2 separate regions of the Homo sapiens genome follow, and region 2 is linked to region 1. A link is an interaction called in ENCODE POLR2A ChIA-PET data of the cell type or tissue named here. Cell type or tissue: HepG2. All regions are shown on one strand. Each heading gives the region's core, and the rest is flanking DNA. Links, peaks and the distances in the headings are about the cores only. Region 1 holds the start of LOC105372564 (a long non-coding RNA gene). Region 2 holds the start of LOC105372563 (a long non-coding RNA gene).

What was found. Peaks named below come from ENCODE experiments on the same cell type or tissue, not always from the same donor. Only the 100,000 strongest peaks of a DNase experiment are listed, where the experiment ranks them.
Region 2: POLR2A ChIA-PET joins it to region 1 with 13 read pairs; 2 of 35 experiments call an interaction of 5 or more read pairs at or near these places.

What each region holds. Positions count from the first base shown.
Region 1 is chr20:22,522,687-22,525,599 of GRCh38, forward strand. LOC105372564 (a long non-coding RNA gene) reads right to left here and starts at 1,504. Exons shown (of 3, transcript XR_937341.3): 1 at 662-1,504. In HepG2, for the core only: no CTCF peak of the experiment used is centred there; DNase peaks (open chromatin) are centred at 1,165, 1,575 and 2,515; H3K4me3 peaks cover 1,632 bases.
Region 2 is chr20:22,470,524-22,473,436 of GRCh38, forward strand. LOC105372563 (a long non-coding RNA gene) reads right to left here and starts at 1,015. Exons shown (of 3, transcript XR_001754711.1): 1 at 857-1,015. In HepG2, for the core only: a CTCF peak has its summit at 2,025; DNase peaks (open chromatin) are centred at 158, 1,098 and 2,028.

The DNA.
Region 1 (2,913 bases), core at 199-2,698:
AGTTGACAGTGTGCCCTGGGATGGGTCATTTGATCTTTCAGGATCTCAACTTCCATATCTGTGCAGTGGTGAACAAGACCCATCTCACAAATATGTCAAGGTAGGATGGGATAGGAAATGGGAAACTGTCACAGATGCGATAAGGCTCTTGACAGTGGAGAAGATGTGGTTTAGAATGCCTTTCACTGTTTTCTCAACCCTGGGTCATTCTTAACCTTCCTAAGGCTCTGGTTGCAAAGTGCAGGCGATGACCCTAACCCTATGAAATGCAGGCCGTTCACTCCTGGGGTCCCATGGCATGTGGCTCAGAGTGACTCAGAAATGCTAGAGGGCCCAGTGGAGTCTTTCTTTCTAGAAAAGCCTTGGATCTTGGAGAGGCCCTGGTCTCTGGTTCCACTTGGACCTTCCACAAGTGTGTAGTCCTAGGTGGGTTATATCACCCCTCTGTGCTTCACTTACTGCATCTGCTTCACTTACTTCTCTGATTCTATGCTTAAGAATCCGGACTTGGCTACTTCATCCTCTTCGTTACTCTGGTTGACTCAGGAACAGGTGCTAGAAGCTTCATGAGCCATGTGCTCCTAATGAGCGCTCACTGCCCGCCCTCAGAGTTTGCCAGCAATCCCAGCCCCAAGCAGCTGACCCTACACCCTAATCTCACCTTCAGCTTTCAGTTCTCCTGTTGGCGAGCCCTGGAGCAGGCGGAAGAAACAGCCATCTTATTGGGTGCCACTTCCCAATGTCAATCGGATCTCCTTTAAACTCAGCTATGGTCTGCTTCATTTTGAACTTAGGGTAAAATTCAAGACAGTTCAGCAAAGAAAATGGATGAAGGACGCAACCCTTTAATTCAGTTCACAACCCCTGAGGGTGGACAGTGGCCAGCCACATGCTGGCCCCTGGAAGGAGTGAAGGAAGTCGAACACTGTCTAGCAAAACAAAGCACATTTGGAAAATAAATGTCATTTAGGATACAACTACCAGGTGCACACTTCTCTTTATGTTTCAGTTCACTCTGCCTTGTACTTTAAGACACGTTTCCTCCGCTACATTGACCCACCTCCCACCTCGGCCGAGGAAAGCAGATGCCACGTAGAATGACGGTGATTCCTGCAAGCTCTATGAGTCAGGGACATATGGTGTCCCCACGTTCCATGTTTACTCTTGTACCTGGAGAGATTAGTCAGCCAGAAGCACAGAATCAGCCTGAATGCCATCTGGCCCTTCCCTGGAGCAGGCTGAAGGTGAAAAGTCAGCCCTGCATACCTTGATAGCTAGGTGAGGGCTGTCACCAATGGGGGTGGAAGTATCATCTCATGTTGTACCCACTGGCAGACTCATTTCTTCTGAGCAAGGGAGAACTGCATTCTGGAGAAAGGACACTGGCCATTCAGGCTGCAATTCGGGTTCCCCAGCCCTCCTGTGCCGTCCTCTTCCCAGCCATGAGACACCCGCTCCTGAAGATCCCCTTTCCCGTGGTCAGCCGGAGGCCCGGGAATGAGTCTAAGAGTCATTGGTATTCTGTGTTTTAGCTGGTGCTTTGTCAATGAAAACATTCTGGACTTTGGCCCCACATCTGCCTGCTTTTCAGCTCTGGTCCTGAGGTCTTGGGTAACCTTCCCAACCTCCCTAAATCTCCCTTTCTTTGTTTGTTAAATGACAATCCTCATAGGGTTGTTGCCTAGGATTAACTTATCTGAGATAATCTATGTAAAGCACCTGGATTTAGGAGAAATGCAATAAAAGTTAGTTCCCTTCCCCCTTGCCTTGGATTACATGGTTTTATTCTCTTCTGCCAGAGATTCCTTGGGGAAAGGAAAGCGATTGTGTAATTTGCTGTAATCCTAAGTGACGAAGTAAAGTTCTTATCAAAATAATTTTGATGTCCCATTGGCATGTCTGGGCCACGGAAATAATGACATGATGAAAATTAAGTTGACGCTATTGGCTGACAGAAAGAGCTTAGCTAGTCAGTACAAAGATAGCTAGACTGGCACCCAAGGAGCCCCGGATCTTCCCAACAAGGAGAAAAATTACACCCAGCTCTCTGGGGAGGCACTGGACTTTTGTAGGCCTACAAGTTCTCTTGAGTCACCAGCATTCCAGGTTCACTCCCTGGGGGCTCTCTAATCTGTGAGACCTGGCTATGGTTCTTAGCCCACCAGCCCCAGGAGAAAGACAGTTTGGCAGTGGATTTTATAACCAATCCCATACATGGAGCTTTTCCATAATTTATCTTGGGGCAATATATTAAGCCACAAGTTACGAAGTTCCAAATTATGAAACTGTCTCTACTGAATTTCCACCAGCCCAATGGGTGTCATTGTAGGATTTATATTTTTTTCTGGGAAGAATCATGTTGTCTTTAAAAAATAAAAAATAAAAAAAAAGAAAGCCTCTGCTTCGAATAGCTATCTCTCTTGCAGCCGTGCACTGCTGGCTGCACAAGGTCCTGGGTGCTGTTCTCTGGGTCAACTTCCCTGAGTCTGTTTGGAGAAATTGTGACATCTAACCAACTTCAGAGAAATCGATGAGGGCTGGAAGGGTGGACTTTGTTCCCCTGTGGTGTTCTAATGAATATTTTCAGGCTTAAATAACTGCCCAAAAATCAAAATCATTGATTTTTCCAAAGGGCAGATACAAGCAGATGGCCCCATCATAAAGGTACTTCCAATGGTTTTCCAGCACTCACTCTTTATTCTTCATGTTGAACAACTGCAATTCTGGAGACTGAAGAATGGAAAGGAGGAGGCTGGGTACAGTGGCTCCCTGCTCTAATCCCAGCTATTTGGGAGGCTGAGGCAGGAGGATCACTTGAACCCAGAAGTTTGAGACCAGCCTAGGCAACATAGAGAGATCTCATCTCTACAATAAATTTAAAAACTAACCAGGTGTGGTGGCACACGCCTGTGG
Region 2 (2,913 bases), core at 140-2,639, 52 kb before region 1:
TACATGGGACTGCCATAAATCAGAAGGAGATCAAAACATTTAAAGCCAACCAAGCAGGCAACATTTTTTGAGTAATTGAGGCTTGTTTTAGAAAACAAAAAATGTCTGTGTTAGTCCTTGTCTGTCAAACATTATTCTCTGTTTGATTAAGCTATACAAACAGCAGGACTCTGATGTAAGCAAGATTTTTTCTTTTTGTATGCTGTACATAAATGTCTTTAATCTTTTGAGTTAGGAATTTATTGGTGGAGTCTTCATGAGTAAATCCAGCAAATCTCTGAAATAATTTTCCCTCCAAAAGGAAATAGAGCAGGGAGGAGGCAGAGAAGGGTCAGTGAAACTCAACCCAAAAACAAAACAAAACACATTTTCCTGGAACAACAAAGTAGGTAAGAGTCCAGCTGACTTTTAGCCAGCTTAAGTCTGGGGTCTGGGTGAATGTGCCTTGGGTCAGGTGACGATAAAGGGACTTCAGACCAACTTACCAGCTGCAAATGAAAGTTCTTTCTTGGGATTTCAACAATAAACCAAACAAACCCACAGCACCATCCCCAAGTCTGCTATTCCAACTCCAGGAAAAGATTCCACACAGAAGGTCTGCAGAAGACAGTTGGACCTGGAATGGTTCTTCTTATTTTAACAAAAAGAGTGAAATGTGGATGCTTAAAATACACAAAAGGTTTGAATCTTGACTCCTGTGAGTCTTGACATTTGCATTTTATTCTGGGAATTTTCAAAGGATAACTGTGAGTCGTTAATCAAAGGACTTTTAGACATTGGGTGCATTTGTTTGCCATGGCTGTGTAACAAATTCTACAAACTGGGTGGGTTAAAGCACGAAAATTTTATGTCTCACAGTTTCAGAGGCTGAAGTCTGAGATGTAGGTGTTGCAGGGTGGGTTCCTTCTAAGAACCCACTCCATGCCTCCCCCCAGCTTCTGGTGTTTTGCTGGCAATCTCGGACTTTCCTGGGCTTGTAGACCCATCAGCCCGGCCTCTGCCCACGGTTGCACATGGCGTCCTCCCTGCATGTTGTCACCTTGGAGTGGGCCTACCCTATTCCATTATGACATCATCTTAAGTAAACACATCTGCAACGACATAAGGTCCTCTTTCCACATAAGGTCACATTCTGAGGTACCAGGGTTATGCCTTCAACATTTAGAAGTGGAGTGGGGCACAGTTCAGCCCACAACCATGGGTGTGGTAGTGTGTTTGTATGTGTGCGCAGCCACCCTCACCCTTTCTCCACCCCGCCTCCTCAGAGATGCCACACCCACTTCTCAGACTCCACTCTTCTCTCCCAGGAAGCCTGCTAGCACCCAGCCCGCCCCACCCCACAGACAAACACACACACCAGATACACACCACACACACACATCTCCACCACAGCACACCCGTGCACACATGCATCACACTACACACACATCACTAATACTACACACACAACCTGCACAACACATGCACACCACACTACCACATACATACCATACACACCACCACACACACATACACCACCACACACATACCATATACACCACCACACACACCACCACACACATGCAGAAACACATACCAAGCTCCCTTCTATGTGTTTTCGTAGTGTTTTAATTATAGCTCTATTGTAAGTCACCAAATTAAACGTTTATTATAGTTATTTATATTTCCTGCCAACTTCTTCTAATTTGGTCATTTAAGCAGCTGCTATGTCTGGTTAATTTTTGTTTCCCACAAACAAATCGGTGTCACATGCACAGTAGTCTCAATGAACATTAGGTGAATTAAACCGATTACAATGAAATGAGCGTTAATCTAACAGGCACAGAAAAGAGAATGAGTAACTGCACGGCAGTGGGAGCGTCAAGGCCAGGTTGGGGGTGGTGAGCTGCGCGTTTTCTCCCAAACTCCATGATGACAGTGGCTCGGCACCTCACCCCCTGTGCATAGGGATTGTAGTGTAAGCCTAGCTTCAGAGCCATTGCAGCAGGATGTAAGGTCCCCTCTGATGACAGCATTAAAGGACCCTGACCCGTAGGGGGAGTTCACCCACACTGAGGAGAGGCCGGGGCCACACTGCTAAGGGCCAGGCAAGACAGACCAAGGACTTGAATTCCACAGGAAGGGCACGGGGAACCACTACACGTCTTCCCGCGAGCTGAGGTACAATATGACTGAAGCTGCACTTTAATAATGGACCATTAGGCAAATTTATGTGCAAAAATCTCCACATTTTGCAAACAAGGCAGGTATGCGTTGTCTGGTTCATCGGAAATTCCATGCACAACTTGATGCGCTCACAAATTCGCAATTCAGAATTAATTGGTTTTAGGCCATGCATTTAGGTCAGATCACCCAGACATTCCATTTCATGTGGTGAAAAGAAATTAAGTCAATTTTCCCCCCGCCAGACCCTCGGCTCTCATCTCGCAGGCCTGGCGTGCGTCCCTCTGCTCGCACGGGGAGGAAGACAACCTTTAAAGGCATTCTCATTATTTCTCAGGGAGATGTCATTAAGTACTGTAAACATGTCCTGAATGAGTCCGTGTCACAAAGACGGCAAAGTGTTTATAGAATAAAAACCTATAAGCACCAAAATGAGATAAAATGGGGGAGGGGGAGAGAAAGAGGGAAAGAGAGATTTTTTTTAAAAAAAAAAAGGAAAAGGAAATGTCTTCCTGACCAAGTTCAGCTAAGGTGTGGACTATGTGGTAAATTTGCCCTAATGAGCTTTAACTACAAAAGAAAGCAGGGATGGAACCTACCTGGTCCATGGGCCCAACTCTCTGTTCCCAGGACCCTGGCAGACATCACTGACTCATCACGCCCATCTCCCTTCTGAATTCACCCCAACTGCCCCTGTGAATTCACACCTGGCAGACATCACTAATCAATCACACTCATCGCCTTCTCTAA